Regions from separate parts of the Mus musculus genome. Here region 1 is linked to region 2. The links are chromatin loops, found by intact Hi-C in ENCODE. Cell type or tissue: left cerebral cortex. All regions are shown on one strand. Links, peaks and the distances in the headings refer to the core of each region. The heading gives the core; the rest is flanking DNA. Region 1 overlaps Nell1 (NEL-like 1). Region 2 overlaps Nell1 (NEL-like 1).

The links. Peaks named below come from ENCODE experiments on the same cell type or tissue, not always from the same donor. Only the 100,000 strongest peaks of a DNase experiment are listed, where the experiment ranks them.
Region 1: a loop joins it to region 2, with 5 times the contacts of the local background. A loop is called at or near these places in 2 of 42 quality-filtered maps.

Annotation. Positions count from the first base shown.
Region 1 is chr7:50,497,910-50,506,614 of GRCm38, forward strand. All of the region lies in intron 13 of Nell1 (NEL-like 1), which reads left to right. Among named protein-coding and RNA genes, the nearest start is that of Nell1os, 74 kb to the right of the region's middle. In left cerebral cortex, for the core only: no CTCF peak of the experiment used is centred there; DNase peaks (open chromatin) are centred at 4,595 and 5,242; H3K27ac peaks cover 994 bases.
Region 2 is chr7:50,554,261-50,562,965 of GRCm38, forward strand. It overlaps Nell1 (NEL-like 1), which reads left to right. Exons shown (of 20, transcript NM_001037906.2): 14 at 6,507-6,629. Nell1os (NEL-like 1, opposite strand) reads right to left here. Exons shown (of 4, transcript NR_045928.1): 2 at 8,498-8,677; 3 at 3,159-3,241. Among named protein-coding and RNA genes, the nearest start is that of Nell1os, 17 kb to the right of the region's middle. In left cerebral cortex, for the core only: no CTCF peak of the experiment used is centred there; DNase peaks (open chromatin) are centred at 5,440, 5,596 and 8,295; H3K27ac peaks cover 903 bases.

The sequences.
Region 1 (8,705 bases), core at 536-8,535, 56 kb before region 2:
TCTCCGGCTTTCTTTTCTATTTTAAGAAGGGAATCATGTGCATGACCCTTGTTTTCCAGCTTGTGGCAATGGTTAGTAATATTTTTTATACTGTAATAAGTAATGAATGGAGGAATTGAGAACTTGCTCGACTACCCTAGGTCACCTAAGTATCAACTGCGTTTTTGGTGTGTTCTCATGCCCTGCTTAGGCCTCCGGCTCTGTCTTTAATTTCATGACTCAGTTCTGATGAAGAGCCTAGCTCTAACTAGAAGTAATGGTGCTAGGCTCCTTTTTTTTTCTGTTAGAAACAACTTATCAAGTATTCTGCATTCTCTATAACTGATATCTTACCTCATTCTGCTAGCTAGTCACCCCTATGATCTATGTCCTTAAACTTAGGCCCAAGATTTGGATCTCCGTGATTATCTATGATCACTCTATGAAAAAATCAACTTTTGGCTCACAGTTCATGGGCATCCATACATCATGGTGGGGAATCCACAGCTGCAGGAATTTTAGGCAGCCCTAGTGACTACATTCAAGAAGCAAAGAGTAATGAATGTGTGTATTCAGTTCACTTTCTCCTAAGGAATGTTTCAATCCACAGTCAATGTATCTTTTCAGTTACCTAATCAATATAAAATTTCACAGGTATGTCAAGATGTCTGGCTCCCAGTTGATTCTAGATCTCATTAAACTGATCACTGAGATTGGCTACTCCACAAATGTTTCTGAACCACCTTCCTTTGCATCTCTAAGCCACATGTCTTAGGTTTTCTAGTGGGAAAACATAACATGCCTGATTGTAACTAAGCAGAACATAAGCATATTAGGAGGACTCTGAGTTGATGTTATTGAGTATGAACCAAAAATGTGGATGTACCACCTTCAAGATCTTGATTTAGGAATGGTCAGATGGGATTCCGCTGTAGTTTGGATGTTGAATGTCCACAAACATTTGGGAGATGATGGGTCTTTTTAAGATATGGGAATAAGAATTATATTCTTAAGTCATTATAAGTGAGCTTTCAGAGGTCACGGTAGTATCTTGGCTTCTTTTTGTCATTTCTTTGGCTTCTTGCATTATAGGGTTTATCCTTTTACATATACTCCCTTTCTTGGGATATTCAATAAGAGAACTGAAACAATGTGGCTAAACTAAACACACTAAAACTGTAAGCCAAAATGTGTGTGTTTATTTTTGTAAGTTAATTGCCTTAGGAGTTTATAATGATAGAAATCAAATACAGTTTCACGAATGATACTTGTATCTCAAGCCTCTGTTCTAACCAAAGCCTGTCCCACTACGTCTGATTTTTGACAACCCAGACTCTCAGCAGCACATGTCCCTTGAGGTCCAAATCTGTTTCCTTTGCAAGGGATACTCTAATGCGTTTTATATGCGAATTCCAAGGAGCTTGAAGGCTTGAGAGGAAGCATCTGAGTTTTTGAGTCAAAGTCACATAACTTTACTCTAGCAATTTGGTTATAGGGATGAGTTGTTACCTTTATCATTTAAAATGTTGGGCATAATTCTACGAAGGAATCATGAAATAACTATTAAATAGTATTAATGACATCTATAAATTTCCTTCATTCACATTGGAATGTCAATTGGTGTTGTCACCATGCAGGTCTTGGAAGGCACACTCTTCAGATCTCAATGGGTGCAGTCTCTGTGTCATGCCTAGAAGGCACTATCATAACAGGAGTCAATCTGGTCATCCCTGACATTTAAAATGATTCTACCTCCATCCACAATTTTCCCATGCATCTTAGGTGTAAGAGTTGCATTGTGAATGTATCATTTGGGGCTGGGCAAACCACATTTACTTATTCTCTGCAGTTTGACCAGTTGATCTCTGAAAGAGTCTCCAACTGATGTTGCAAAAAAGAAAGTTCTTTGATGACTCTTGAGACCTACATTTATCTGTGGGTATGAGGGTAATTATTTCGAATACAGTGATAAAGAGCTATAGGTTATCAATGGCTTCTGAGAGAAGGAGAATTAGTTTTCTATGGAAATGAGCTCCCTGCCACATTATCCAATACTAAATGCTCAGCCCTAAATATGTGGATATAAAAATGTCATTAATTGGGCTCAGTAGGCTACACACACACACACACACACACATGCAGAGAGAGAGGGAGAGAGAGAGAGAGAGAGAGAGAGAGAGAGAGAGAGAGAGAGAGAGAGAGAGATGGATATTTGAAGGAATGGGGAGAGATGAATGGTGTTATGAGGGAAAAGAGGGTAGGGTTAAAATGATGTAAATATAATACTCATGTATGAATTCTTAAAAAATGAAAATAAAAGTTACTTCTTATCTCATTCTATGCTGCTATGAAGTATCTGAGACCAAGAGCCTTGCAAAGGAAAGAAATGTCCATACGGCCTAATTATAGTGGCTTGAAAGTCTAAACAGCATGATTCTGGTATTGAGTGTGAGCTTTTGGGCTATTTAACAACACAATTGAAACACAGCAAAAGAAGTGAGTGTATACAGAAGTGGCATATGCAGAGGCCTCGTTTTATGATAACCCATTACCTTAGTTACTAGTCTTACCTGAGAGATATAATTCACTTCTGAGATAAAGGCATTAATCCCTCTCAAGGGCAGAGAGCACACGATGTCAACACTACTACCTTGGAGAAGTCAGCCTCAATATGAGATTTTATTCTTTAAGAATTTCAAACAGGTATAAATGTATTTTGATCATATCAATTCTCTCTTTTCACTAGTTTCTCTCAGACTTTCTCCAGGTGTCACTCCCAACTTCATGTCATGTTTATTTCTTTCTTTTAAAGATTTATTTATTTTTTTACGTGTATGAGTACACTGCAGTTGCCTTCAGAAACACTAGAAGAGGGTCCCATTACAGATGGCTGTGAGCCACCATGTGATTGCTGGGAATTGAACTCAGAACCTCTGGAAGAGCAGTCAGTGTTCTGAACCACTAAGCCATCTCTCCAGCCCTCATGCTTATTTTTTAATGGATTGTAGTTAGTCCTGCATGTATGTGCATCAATATAAGGCCAAACACTGTCCACTAGAGCATGGACAACCTAACAGGGAGTATCTAAAGTAAACTCGTATGTAGCTGTGAACACTGTGAGCTACAATAATTACCAACCTGGCAAGATCTGTCCATTGGTGCAGTAGAGGCATGAATATTATGAGGGCAACCAACTGTTTTCTAGTTGGACTTAACACCCAATGCACAGGACAGAACACAGTATGAGTTTTCATATGAATAAAAAAACATATAAGCCCTGGTGGGTTTTTACTTGTTGGTTAGAACTCAAAGGTAAAGTACGCCAATTATCCACTCTCCTAGAGATGGTAAGGGTTTTCTTTCCCAGACCATCGTAGCTCTCTGTTGCACTCAGGTGAATGATTCAGACATTTTTCACCTGTTTGGTGGGGACTCACACTTAGCACCAGATGCTTTCTCCTAAGAAGCATACTTAAGTTTCTACCAGCAAGCTTCCTTAAACTACCTGGAAAGCATAATGGTAGTGATTCCTAATGGCTTTAGGAGTCTCTCAAGGCACATCATGTCCCATTAAGTAATCCAGCATCACCAAGCAATTACAGCTCTCCATCTTTTTTCTCCATTAAGATATCATTAAGGAAAAACACACTCTATTACAGAGTACAAAGGAAGCCTAGCTACATCTCCTCCCATCCCCTTTTTAAAATAAGGACAGGTGAAAACCCCAGAAATAACTTAAACTATAAACAAAAGAAAGCAGCCTGTAGAATTCGGCTGCATGGGAACCACTGGGGTATCCACAGCCATGCAGTTTCTAGGCATTGCTTGAAGACTTTTTCTCAGCTAATATTTCATCAGACACTGTCATAAAGGCCCGCTCTGAGACTTCCTCTGACAAGATGTTTGCTGGGTTAATCATTCAGAATGGAAAGGCGTTTTCATCTTAAGCCACTCTTCACTGTGCAGGGTACTTCAATTCCGTTATGTGTATCTTTTTGTTCTGGTGTTACAGTTAAAGGGGAACAGAGTTTCCCCAGATGCACTAGGCTCTGTTTAGCAATTTGTATTTTTCTGATATTCCATGACTGGTATTCATCTCTCTGTATGTGTAATCACTACATTTGGAATATCCCATTCTTTTGTTTAAGGGAAACAAATGGAGCTTTCAGGAAATGGAATTTATTTATGAATATTTTACAAGCTTTTAGCAATGGAAATTTTATAGCGAGGCAAAAAGAAACTAGACTAATAGTGCGTTTTCATAGAACAAAGGGAACTTACACATTGCTATTTCTGTGGTGTTGCCTCAGATATGTTTTGCTTTAGTTCTGCAACACATGAAAAGGTCATCTTCTTTTTCGCCGTGGATGCATTATGGTAATCTCTTTTGGAAATAAATCATTTTAGACCGAACATTCTGATTTTAAATAACTTATTTAATTTAAACATGTACACTGTCATGGACTTAGCATTTTAATTGTGTTGTTTTTAAAAACTTATTTCTTAGCCTACATTTATACACACACTAGCATTTTCAGTTTGAATTTTATTTAGAAATATTTTATATAAGCCAAAAACCACAGAGGGTGCCAGCTTGAACAGCTGGTCTCAGGGAACCTTTTCTGCCCGCAGCCCCTCTTCTTTCCCACTGGCAATCTTCTCTGTCACCCCATCCCTTCTTACTTGGATTGCTGCCCTCTCCACACTCCCCTACTTCTCTCCTTCCATATAGGACAACATTGTAAACATAAAATTAGAGCCATTGATTTCAATTTTAATGAGTCCAAGTTTAAAAGGAAAATATTTCAATTTTTTTAAATAAGATATCTTATTTAATCCCCATGACAAAATCCTATTTAACAAGTAGTTAGTATATCACCAGTGAGGTATTTTATATTATTTGCTTGTTTGGGACGAAGTTGCATGAGCTGATGTTGAACTTCTGATCCTCTTGTCTCTGCCGATTGGCATGCACTACCATACCATGTCTATATAGCTTTAGGGGTCTAACCCAGGGCTTCCTTCACTAGGCAACCACTCTGATATCTGAACTATACATCAACCCTGTACATTCTTTTATAAAAAACAGCCTTTGAAAGTCAGAATTCATTTTACACTTTTAGGGCATCTTTATTTGGACTAGGCATATGTCACATGACCTACTTCCTGCTGATGCAGGAATCTGCATTCTGTTAGCTTTCTAGCCTTGTTTGCTTTGTTGTTCTGAGCCTAGTGCTCTGAGAGAGGGGATACTAGGACTGGGAGTAAGATGGGCTTCAGTTGAAGTGAGGGCTAAGGATCAAGGAAGCTATTAGAAATAACTAGGTTAATGTGCCTAAAGGCCGAGCCTTGCCTGGTGGCTTTATTGCAGCTTGTTTTGTCTTAGGGTTCTGTAATGTATTTGTAAGTTTCTCCTCTCCAGAATGGCTAGGCTTACAGTCCCTGCTCTCTATGTCAGAGGGAAAAGAGTACTTTCTAAATGAAATTGGTAAAGTTTTCTATTGAAGATATTCAACTTTTTGATGTTATAGAATCACTGCTAGGGTTGTGTGTGTGTGTGTGTGTGTGTGTGTGTGTGTGTGTGTGTGTGTGTATGTGTGCGCGTGCGTGCAAACAGTGTCATATAGTGGCTGCAGATAGTCAGACCATTATATATCTGCTTTCTTTCACTGTTGTGGACAACACTTGATTAGTAATTTTGGCAATGTGTGGTCTTTATATAATTTTATGTTTTAGCAGTTTAATTTGACAATATATTTGAGATATATATGCAAAAAGATGATTTCTGAATTTTTATGCCCAACATGTTTATAGTGTAGGAAGGGAAGTGTGGAATACTGTAAGAGTATAATAATGGAAATGGGCTAAAGGAATTCACTGAGAAAGAAGGGTTTTCACCTACTTATGGGACAGAAAGTATTTTCTAAGTTAATGGCTCGGGTTCAGTATTTTGAGAAATCTAGTGTACCTGAGAGATAAGAATGGCTGGACATCCAAACAGAGAAATCAAGAGGGAACTCTGTATAGCTTCTCAGGAATGGCTTTCAAGAACAATAATGTGTTTGTTGTCAGAAGTGTCAGGAAATGAAGATGGGAAGCCAGGTAGACCCAGATCATAGCACCTATGGGCCATGTGAAGCTCTTGAACATCATCTTAGAGAGTATAGTACAAAGATAATGCTTGCACAGTGTTGTTGAGGGTATCTGGAACATGATTTAATGTTATCTAAAGATGGATTGTTATAGAAGCCTTGGGGATAGTCTACATAAAGAATGAAGATTCCTAGTAATAACTCAGCAGCAGAGAACATGGGTTTGGTGTCTACTATTTAGAAGATTAGACATTTAGGATTTGGTGGCTGTTTTGTTTTGCCAATATGTTTCACTAAAAGTCAAGGGTTGAAGCCCTACCAGGCTTTTAAGGAGACCAGATAAAATGAGGTTTTATTCATCATGTTGGTCTACAGAGCATTTTATTATAGGCATTTATTTCTAATTGTACTGGAGGCTCTGGTAACTGCAGATGCACATCATCTGAAGATCTTAATTCTTAGCCTGTACACGGCAGCCTTCTTGCTGTGGCCTTGCTTGCTTGTTATAGAGTGGAGAAGAAGCACCATTCTCTCTTAATGCTTTCCTAATGATGTGAATTCCATCACACAGGTTCTGCCTTTGGGGTTTAGTCTAGAGTGAGCCATCTCCCAAAATCTCTCCTTCTAAAAATCATCACAGTGGAAGTTAGGGATTCCACACATGTACTGAAGAATATGAGTGTACACTAGAGGTCATCAGGAAGGGACTCTCATTCAACAGGACTGATTGGTGTACTCCCAGACAAATGAACAGATGCCATGATCACGTATGCATAGAAAAAAGTTCACATGAGGACATGTAGGAAAGGCAGCCATAAGTCAGAAAGCAAGTGAGCACTACCTTGATCTTGTAGGTTTGTCCTACAGGACTGTGAAATAATTTCCTTTTTTTTTCTGATAGAGCAGATGATCTCTGATAGACATGAATCATAAATCTCTTTCACCTATGGTTAGGTTCATTGCTTATGCTTTACTCTCTGTATTTTGTCACAAGCATGAGAAAAAAAGTTGTTACTTTGTGAAGAACAAGAGGCATTTGTGGCTCAAATGAAGAGTTAGCTGAATGCCAGGATAGATGAATGAGTATCAGAATTCTGTAGGAATAGCATTTCTGTTTATTAAGGTGATACCATACTTTGAATGGTCATTTCATGCATGTGCATAAAGATGGAGCTGTTTGTCCCCTTATCCATCTAACTATTCAGAATGGCTTATGTGATCAAATCTCTGTCTCCTTCCCTTTAGCTATTACTAGATAATAATACTTCTTCTTGGGGGGGGTGGGGTCATTGGTATTTCTACACCTGAAAAAAACTATAGTAATATAGATCTGCATTTATTTAAAAGAAGAAAAGGGTTGAAGAAAGAGCAGTCCTCAGAGAATGAGAATCTTCTATTATGATATATTCCCATCAAGAAAATGGAAATAATGCAAATATCTCTGCATATTATCTCCTGGTAGGATTTGACTATTTTCTTTATGGGACCACTTCTATTAGTGTCACCCATATGGAATTTGTACTTGAGTCTATCACATTGATCTCTAATAGCTTCAGAATAAGATCTCTACACTATTTGGAATTGATTGTTGGGTATGGGTAGAGGTTGGTATTGTCTCCATTCTTCTATATATGAATATCCTATATTTTTAATTAATGTAAAGATGTGCCTGAATAAAACAGAACCATAAACACACAAAGGAACAAAATGTCAAGTGGAATACTTACTATAAAAAGGTAGATCATTACAAGGCAAGGCTATTTAGAGTATTAAAATATCAATAAGATAATTCCTGTTCAGAATGTCTGTAGTGGGTTTCCTTTCTCTCATGATAAACTTGAATCCTCATATACTTGGAGTGGCTTCCTGGTCTTTTGTATACCAAAGACCAGGAAGCCACTACAAGAAGTTTTAGCAATAAAGATGACAGAATGATGCCTGAAACTTGAAAGTCCTTTCATAAAGCTGATTTAGGGGAGAGCAGAAACAAATGGGTTGACCCATGTCATTCTTGTGATTAGTTTTTCTTTTTCTTTTTCATTTTGTGGATTTAATTACATGCAGTTTTGTCAATATATGTGGTGCCATATCCCTTTTTGGTCTAACAATGCACCAGAGAGCATTCTTTCAGTCTTAGGAGGAAAAGGGTTCCTCTCTAAGAACAAGCCAAACAAATGTGTTGGGATTATGTTGTTGGCTTGGGCAGACCTGACCTGGGCTCTGCGATTCTGAGTCATGTGAGGCAGGGAATACCATAATGTGGTCTCCTTAGTTCAGTAATACCCTCCTTTGGTGTTATGGTTAGCTCAATTTTTCTAAACACTAAGGATATAAAATCTGGGCTATGATTAGGAGGAAAACGAATCATTGTGATGTTGCCAAGTGACATTTGACTGTTCTATATTTCTGGAACATTTTGTAGGCTCTCCTGCCTCTAACCTCAGCCTTGTTTTTTTTTTTTTTTTGTTTGTTTGTTTTTTTTTTTTCTGTATCTTGCAATAGTCTTGGTGTACTTTTTATCTTTGAAAATCATCCACATTTCTCTGACTCAGGGCATTTGACTCCTATTCTGTCTGCCTCAGTGTCCCACCTACTTTGTGTTCACAAGGCTGCTGTTGAGAGAGAATTTATTCT
Region 2 (8,705 bases), core at 487-8,486:
TGCTTACTTCTCATGCTTTTATTTATTTATTTATTTATTTATTTAAACAATATATTTTGTTCATATTCTTTGCCCTTCCCCAATCCTTCCTAGATACTCTACCTCCTCCCTACCCACCCAGTTTCCTGTTCTTTCTCTCTCTCTCTCTCTCTCTCTCTCTCTCTCTCTCTCTCTCTCTCTCTCTTTCTCTCAGTCAAAATCTAAGCCTAAAATAAAACAAAAACAGATTCTCTTTTGTGTTGGCAAAATATTCCTGAACAGGATGTTTGCTTTGGATAGACCATGTGACACTCCTTTAAAGAAACCTGATTTCTCCTCTCCCAGAAGCTATGAATTGCAAATATTTTCTTGGCTAGGTATGGGGTCTTCATGTCTGCTTTCTCTTTCTTCCCTGTGCTAGGGGCTTGTCTGGCTTGTGCTTCTGCAGGTTTTGTGCACGCTATTAAAATCTTTATGAGTTCCTACGTGCATCAGCCCTGTTGTGTCCAGAAAATGTTTCCTTTTTGCATACCTTCTCTGCTAATTCTCCCAACATCTCTTTGAACTGATCGTATTACTCACATTTCAGGGCAACAACAAAGGGACTGAAATATATTATGCATGCTTTCTAAGACTGTGAAGTGAGTGAATTATATAGAAAGATAGATTTGATTTGGAATTAAGGCCTTTTGGCTTTCCAGAATTTCAGGAGATCTAGAAACTCAGGAATATAGAGGAAACACAAATAATTAATAAAACATTCCTGGAATTATTGGGCATGGATTCCTGGGGAGTGGAGAAATGACCTAGATGCTGATGTTGCTGGTGCTGCTAATGGTGGTACTGGTAATTATGATGGTGATGGTGATGATAATGATGATGGTGATGACAGGTGGTGAAGTTGTTATGATGGTGGTGAAAATGAGGTGGCTGTGGTGGTGATGGTGGTGGTGAAGGTAGTAGTGGTCAGAAGTGCTTTGTGGTGATGGTGATAGTGTGATGGTAGTAGTGTTGGTGTAGTAAGAATGCTTGTGGTGACAGAGTGACTGTAGTGGTCATGATGGTATTAGTGATGAGGAAGATGGCAATGCTGACACTAATGATGGTGTCAGTGTTGATGGCTTCTATCATTTAAAAGTGCCTACTTTATTCCATTAACAATACTGTATACATTGTAGCCTTTATGAGTAGTCATTAAATGTCTCTCAAATATCTGTCTTGTGGAAAAATCTGTTTGAATCTGAGGAAATGAAGACTGATTCTTTCTCTTGGTACTGGCTACATTTTATATGCAAATGGGAATATCATTTGTTAAAGATTCTGCAGGTGACTACTTGGACATTCTCAACCACCTTTGCCAGTCTCCAAAGCTTTTCCTCTTCACAGAGAATCTTTGGATGTGTCTGAAATTCATTTTGGCTCTTCTTACTTCCAGCTTCAAAAACCGCAAACTCTTTTATTTAGCAATAAAATATACATGCTAGTTGTAAAATTTCAAAAACCTGAAGTGAATAAGAAATAGTACAAGTACCTCCCATTTATCCTCTGCCCAGCTAAATAACCTACATCACTGTTAATGGTTTAACAGAGTGTGGTAGACTTTCTCTACATATGCCATAGTGTCATGTAAGTATAGTTTTATAGTTTTATAAAAATTTGCCATGTTTATTACATAATACCATCTATCCAAGTCAAAAGTACAAGATAACACTTTTACTTTCCATTTTTCTTCTTCCTGTTTTCGAGGAATTAGGAAGGAAGAGAGCAAGTCTCTTTGCCCATTTCTCCCACTGTCTCCATTGCCTCTTAATGGCATAGCCATCCTGGTTGTCGCCTTACTCAGAGCTTTAAGGACTACCTCTTTGTTTGCAAGGCCAGCTCTACTAGTGTACAGTTATACCACCGCCATGGAACAGCCTCTCCTAGGGGAGCCAGGATGGATGTTTGTAGCTTTGGAAGTGGTTTAAGTTAATGCTGTTTGTCTCAGGGGAGGGAAAAAAACAGGCCCTATAGTTCTTATGCTGGTATGTGCCCCAAGCAGGGAGACCTGTGCCCCATGGAGAATTGGCTTAGATTTTAGCGCCTGACTTCAGCAGGGAATCAGTAGGGTTTTAGCCTCTAAGACCTTTTTCTGGCTAGGCCAATACCTGCTGTGAGGCATGGATAGCTGTCCCAAGAGCCTTTGTCTATGATTCCTGGAACTCTGCTGGGACCCTGATGGGTAAAAGGCATACAGTAATGAACATGATTTAGTCTTCCATCCTGGCACATAGTGATCCTAGAGCTGCTTTTACTTTGACATAGAAAAATGCTACTTGAAGAAAAGAGAATTGTGTTGTGTTATAAATAACCTACATCCTTAAGCCCAGGTCTTAGAATTTCAGAATTTGTATCTAAGAAACTAGGGGATGTCTTTTAATTGAAGTGTTTATTTTGTGCACAACTCATTTCGTATGCCACGATGAAATAGACAAGATTTTCAACTAGAAAAGAGCAGGATATATCTGGGTCATTAGCAAGATAATCAGCATAAAGAATTTCTATCCTCCATTTCATTTAGGTCTACACACCAGTGGGATTTTATATTCCTGTGAATGCATGGACAAAACATTTCATGTGATCTTTTTAATGCATTTAATGATGTTTGGTTTATGGAGTATGGTATTCACTCCTTAAAATCGTCATATTTTATTTCTTTTGTGTGTGGGAGGAGCATGTGTAGCACAGTATGTGTGCAGGTCAGATCACAAGCAGGATCCATTCTCTCCTTTCACCATGTGTGTCTCAGGGATCAAAATCAAAATATCAGGCATGGTGACAAATGTTCGTACCACCTGACACACTTGCTAGAGTCACACAATCATTTCCATGACCTAATTATATATATACAGCTACTAGCAATGCACAAGTGATCCAATTTCCTTACATAATTTGCCAGTTTATTATTTTCAGTCTTTGCAATCCAGGTTATTCTAATGGGTTTGAGATAACTTTTCAGCTTCGTCTTAAAATTTCCTAATATGTACACAATTCTTCTTGTATTTATTTGCTATCTGTATACCTTCTTCAAGGAAATTGCCACTGAATATTTTGTGCCTCTTTACAACGCGATTAATGTTTTAGTGTTGCATGGTAAGAAGTTATTTACATAATCTAGATTCAAACCTTTTCACACATACATGGCTGAAAAATCCTTCAATTTGTGGATTATGTCTTCAACAGCATTTGTACTCTATTTCTTCTTGGCCCGTCTTCACAGTCACTGTGAGAAGCAAACACAAGGCCATGCTACTATCAGCTTGCTTCCTTGCTTAGCTTTGCTCCTCTCAAATGTCCTCAACCAGGTCAATAACACTTTCTTGTCTTAATCCTCCTTGACTTCTCTGCAGCTTTTATCTTCCCTCCTTTTATACTCCTTCCCTCCCTCCCTTGCCCCTATCCTCATATTTGTATTAGCACTTAAATTTCAGAAGCTCTGCCAGAGGCTGGGGAGAATGCAAAACAGAAAGATATAATTCCTATCCTCAAGAGATTTGTGCTCCAGTAGAGAAGGAAGACATTCATCATACATTAATGAATGTAGAAATAGTAGTGTGATTAACCCATGCAGTTCGAGAAGTTCTGGCTATGATGGGCAAATGTTCCAGGGCAAATGGCTCCAGACCAGGGAATCTGGTTTTCTTCTCGAAATAAGGTGAAGGTTTAATTGAGATCTCAAGGACAAGAAAATACTATGATGTAGGTGGAAGAGGAAAGTGCCTATAGACAAGAAGAAATGAGGACCTTTTGAAAGAGGAGACAAAGCAGTTTTGGTTGGAAAGGGACAGAACCAACTTCATGCTGTGTCTGATGGTTTAAAATAAAATGTTTACTTAATAACAGTGAGGAGGTGGTTGGCTTTTGTTTGTCTTTAACTAGGAATGGCAGGAGAATCAGATTTTATTTCCCAAAAGATTTTCATACTTGTCACGTGAAGAATAAATTGGCAGAGGTAAAGCAGAGGTAGTGAGAGAGCAGAGCAATTGGGAAGGTGTGGTTCAGGCTTATTTGAGAGGGTCAGTGGTATGGGTACCCTGCAGTGGTAGGAATGAGACAGTGGGGTTATCTTGGGAGTTCTGCAAAAGAGAAATCTACATGACTCAAGGATGAATTATAGAGCATTATGATAAAAGACACTACCAAAAGGCCAATAATGACTCCCTGCCTATTTTTTTCTGCTAACCTTTGACAGTGGGAACTTTGCTTGAGTCTTCCAGCCTATGATTGCTAAGGAAAAGAAAACATTTTATTAATTTTAATGGCCATCTAATATGTAAGTCCAAAAGTAGTTGAGGTACTATGAGTGGTAGTAGAAATAGTAGATATGGTGATATGGTGACCGTGAGGTAAAGTAACTTATCCTTAGAGCATTTACTGGCAGCAATATGCTGTCTTCCATCTTCATTAACTGACTTTCACCATGATCCCAGGACATAGGTCCTGCTGACTCACATTTTACTATTAGTAACTACAAAGAGACTAAACAATTTATGATAGTGCACATAGCTAGAAACTGTCAAACCCAGGTTCTTCAGTCTTGGGGTGTCTGGCTCTGGATTCTATTTTCTTTACCCTCATATCTTGCTATCTTTCATGAGTCCTTACATATCTTGTACTTTTGGCATTGTTTGCAGCATCTGGAAAAGCAATTTGATATTTTTAGAAGGAAATGGGGTACTGCTTGTTCCTCTCTGACAGATACATGTTTAAAGATCCAGTTACTTTGTAGACTTGGGCAAGGCTACAGATTATGAGATATGGGAGCTTCATAAGCTTTATCCTCTGGGTTAGGACCAGACATTCAGGAAGTATTAGGAGATCCATGTGAATCCAGGATCCATTTAGAAGACACTTATTTCATCACTGGCATGATGAGAACACTTCTATTTGTCATGGATTTGCTCTGAATGCAACCAGGTAGCTTCCAACCACTGCTCATTGCTGCAATGGTTCTTCTGGCATGAATGTTCTCAAATCTGAGACACCTACTCAGCCATATTTTGATGCTGGGCAAGTTGTTTAATGTGTCTTTTTTTCCTACTGCCTTCATTATAAAATGAGAAAACTCATGTTGTTGGGTGAGTTAAATAGTTGAACACCTGTAAAATGTATTTTAGTGTGTAGCATTCTCTTGGTTCAATACTATTATCTAAAATGTTGCTAAAGTGCAGACTTCAAAATGTTCCTCAAATATGATATGAGTTTCTTCAAAGTTAATTGGCATTGATGACAAAATGTGAAAATATCACAATGCAGTATTGCAGGGTTGTTTACACAGTGGGCTAAAACAATAAACTACACACTAAGATGGATAAAATTCATGTGGCCTAAGAGAACAGATTTGGAAAGGTTGTTTTAGTTTGGCTTTGAACTGGCATTTAAAGCTAGGCAGGGCTATATTTATTCTAACCATATGGAGTAGGGAGTATTTTGAATCAGGAAAACAACATGAAAAGCCAAGAGAATGCTAAATAAATACTGAACTACAAGAATGAAGTTGTATTGCCAAGACAGCAATGGCACCAGGTCATTGCGTAAGGGAATTGTCCTCTGGGGTATTAAGTGACATGAGCAGATAGTCAAAGATGGACCTGACTTGGGAATGTTTCATAACCACCACCCCCACCGACACACTATTCTTTTGTTTTGAGTATTCTTTGTAGGCAACTCTGGCTAAGAAAACCATCCTGCTCTTGAAAGAAAAGGTTATATATTCTTGTCTAAAGTATCTTCTCTCCTGTAGATGCAATGACTTCTCTGTCATGAATTCTCATCCTTGTTGTATGTATACCTATTAGCATGACAACACATACTGGTTTGTCCAAATCATTCAGAATTATGCCTGTTATCATGGCACTGTTATTAACAGAGTATCTGGATGGTTAGATGAAATATAGTCACATACTTAAAACAGTATCACTTCTCTCCTATGTTCCTGTTAGCTACATATTGGTGTTTGCTCAGCATAAAACACTCAGAGTTTTCAATCAATTTACATTGATATACAGTTGCCACATGCTGCACCAAGGCACTGTTTTTCCAGGAGTGGCTGTGCTGTACTACACTCCTGGATGCACTTAGGAGTCTTTGAAGAGAACTTTGGTTGCCATGATCTGGGTCAAGGAGTGCCATTGGAGCTTGCTATTGTGTGTACAGGATGTTTAGAATCATGAGAGTTGGTCACAGGGAAATTCACCAACACCGTGATTGAGAATCATCCTCTAAGACTCAAATATTAACATAGTATATGTTCCATGCTTTCTTTATGACAAATACAGTGGCTATAAACAGGAAGTTCTTATGTATTCCAGGTTTGCCTCAACCTCCATATCCTCTTGCCTCAGACCCATCCCAAATGCTAGAATCAAAGGCATCATTCACCATGCCTGCCTAATCAGTACCATGCTTGGTGAGGTCCAGCACACTTCTCCAGTCCAGCTATTCCTACTTTTGTAATGGCATCTTTCTCCTCCTTCCCCACCCTGCAGAGCATGATGATTGTGGCAGCGGACAACACAACTGTGACAAAAATGCCATCTGTACCAACACAGTCCAGGGACACAGCTGTACCTGCCAGCCAGGCTACGTGGGAAATGGTACTGTCTGCAAAGGTAGGCTTGCTGCCTTGAGGGGCACCTCCACCTGATACCCTGCCTGAGCCTGTGATGTTCATGAGCAGGATTCCTGTTGTCACTATGGGAGCTGAACATAGCTGGTTTCTGCCCCTGGTCTATCTGTTGGCTGAGGTACTGTGCATGGAAGAAAGAACCTTAGCAGTTTGGAGGCTGTGGGTGTGGGTCCTGGTACAGTTCCACACCTGAATGGGGTTCTCCAGTTTTGCCTCTTAAATAAAATTGGACCTAGTGATGGAAGATACAATTCTGGTGTGAATTTGGGTCCATGTGAGCTGTGGCCAGAGGGTAAGTGGGTACCAGTTGCACTCTCATTCAGGGCGTCTGCTTGACTGAGAAACTTTACCCTTAGAAATGCTGATTAGAGTTCAGCTAGTGGTCTGGCTTTGTATATATTTTATGGTCATCTTCTATTTTATGGTCATCTTCTATTTTATGGTCATCTTCATATCCTTCCTTCAGCCATCCTCCCAGCTGGCCATCCACTATCCACATACTCTTTTTCTATAGAAACCCATTGGCTACTGCCAGTCCTTGGATATGGCCATCCTCTCTGCCTTCATGGGTGATCACTTTCTTTATGTCTCTGCTCTGATCACAGAATCACTCTTAGTGCTCCCAAGACCAAACCTTGCTCAACTGCTTTTCGAAAGCAGCCTGACTGGACACTCTGTATTACATATTTGTGTTTGTCTCCATGTTATTTGCCTTGCAGTGAGGGTGGAAGTCCTGGGTAGCAAATACATGGTCATATCCTCACAGCTTAATGCTTAGAAAAGAATGTGCCTGGCATACTATAGCAATTCATTACCTATGTGATAACCAGCCTAATCAGTCAACATAGAGAGACACAACTTCCATCCTTCTCTTCCTTCCCTTCTTACATCTCCTTCTCCCCTAGAAACTAGAAACTAAAACAAAAGCTGAAAGGAAAGATAATTATAATTACATTGTGTAACCTTTAGAAAAAAAATGTGCTCACATATTTGATAAACAGACGGAAGCACTTTAAGCCAAGCAATACATATTGCTAACTATCTTGGCATTTAGGGTTAAATGGACAGCATGCTTGCAGACAGCTCTAAATGAGATTAGCATAACCTGACCTGAGGGTTAAGGTTCTGAATAGGAGAGTGTTTATCTGCCTGGCCAGCCTGGCATTAGTGCTGGAATGGAAATCGGGCTTTAACTAAGCAGTTGTCAATATGTAGCTGATAGACTAAGCCCCCTTTCTTATCTGTCATTAGCTGGATAAAATCTGGTGATCCTGGAAAGCATTCTTGTCTCAGTGGCTGATAATATTGGCATTTATTTTGTAAACACACAGTGAGTGTGAATTTTATGTTCAGACCCCCCCCACACACAATCTCCCCCCCCCCCCAAAAAAAAAACCAGAGGTAAGACAGGGCCTTAGAGGATTCATCATTTAAAAATGGAAAACAATTTGAACAAATGCTTCCAACCCAAGTGGTAAAATGTACAAAGCAACATTGGCTCATACAAAAAAGGTTCCTGAGAACTCTGAAAACATTGAGCCTTGTGTGATGCGGTGTACACTTTAGGATTCCTTTCGTTACAAGCAACAGGAACCAAAAATGAAGACTTGTGATTTGGAGCGCGAAGAGACAAATGTAAGTTTAGGCTTCCTTTACAAAAGCAGGCAAAGCTTGCTTCTTAAAGGTACCCAAGTATTTATTCTCCTTTGTGCTTGAAATTGACTGTTCAATGTTGCTTCGTTGGGTATGGAGGACAGTCTCTGTGTGACGGCTGACCCATAGGATAGCAATAGGTCTTTCCTGCAGAATGGAATCCTCATATGGGTATGACTCCACACTCCACAACCTGACCTTGTTTGAGCAGAGAACTTGAATCAAGCATCCTCCCTTTCTACGATTTCATATCCTAAATCCACAGCAGACATGGCACTCAGTGATGTGATGATCTCTGCAGCAGTTCTCTGCATATTTGTATCGTGCACCACCAGGTCCTTGACATCCAGCACCCAGGAGGGTGCCATCATTCTTTTTCTGGAAATAGCGAAACATATGTGCTCAG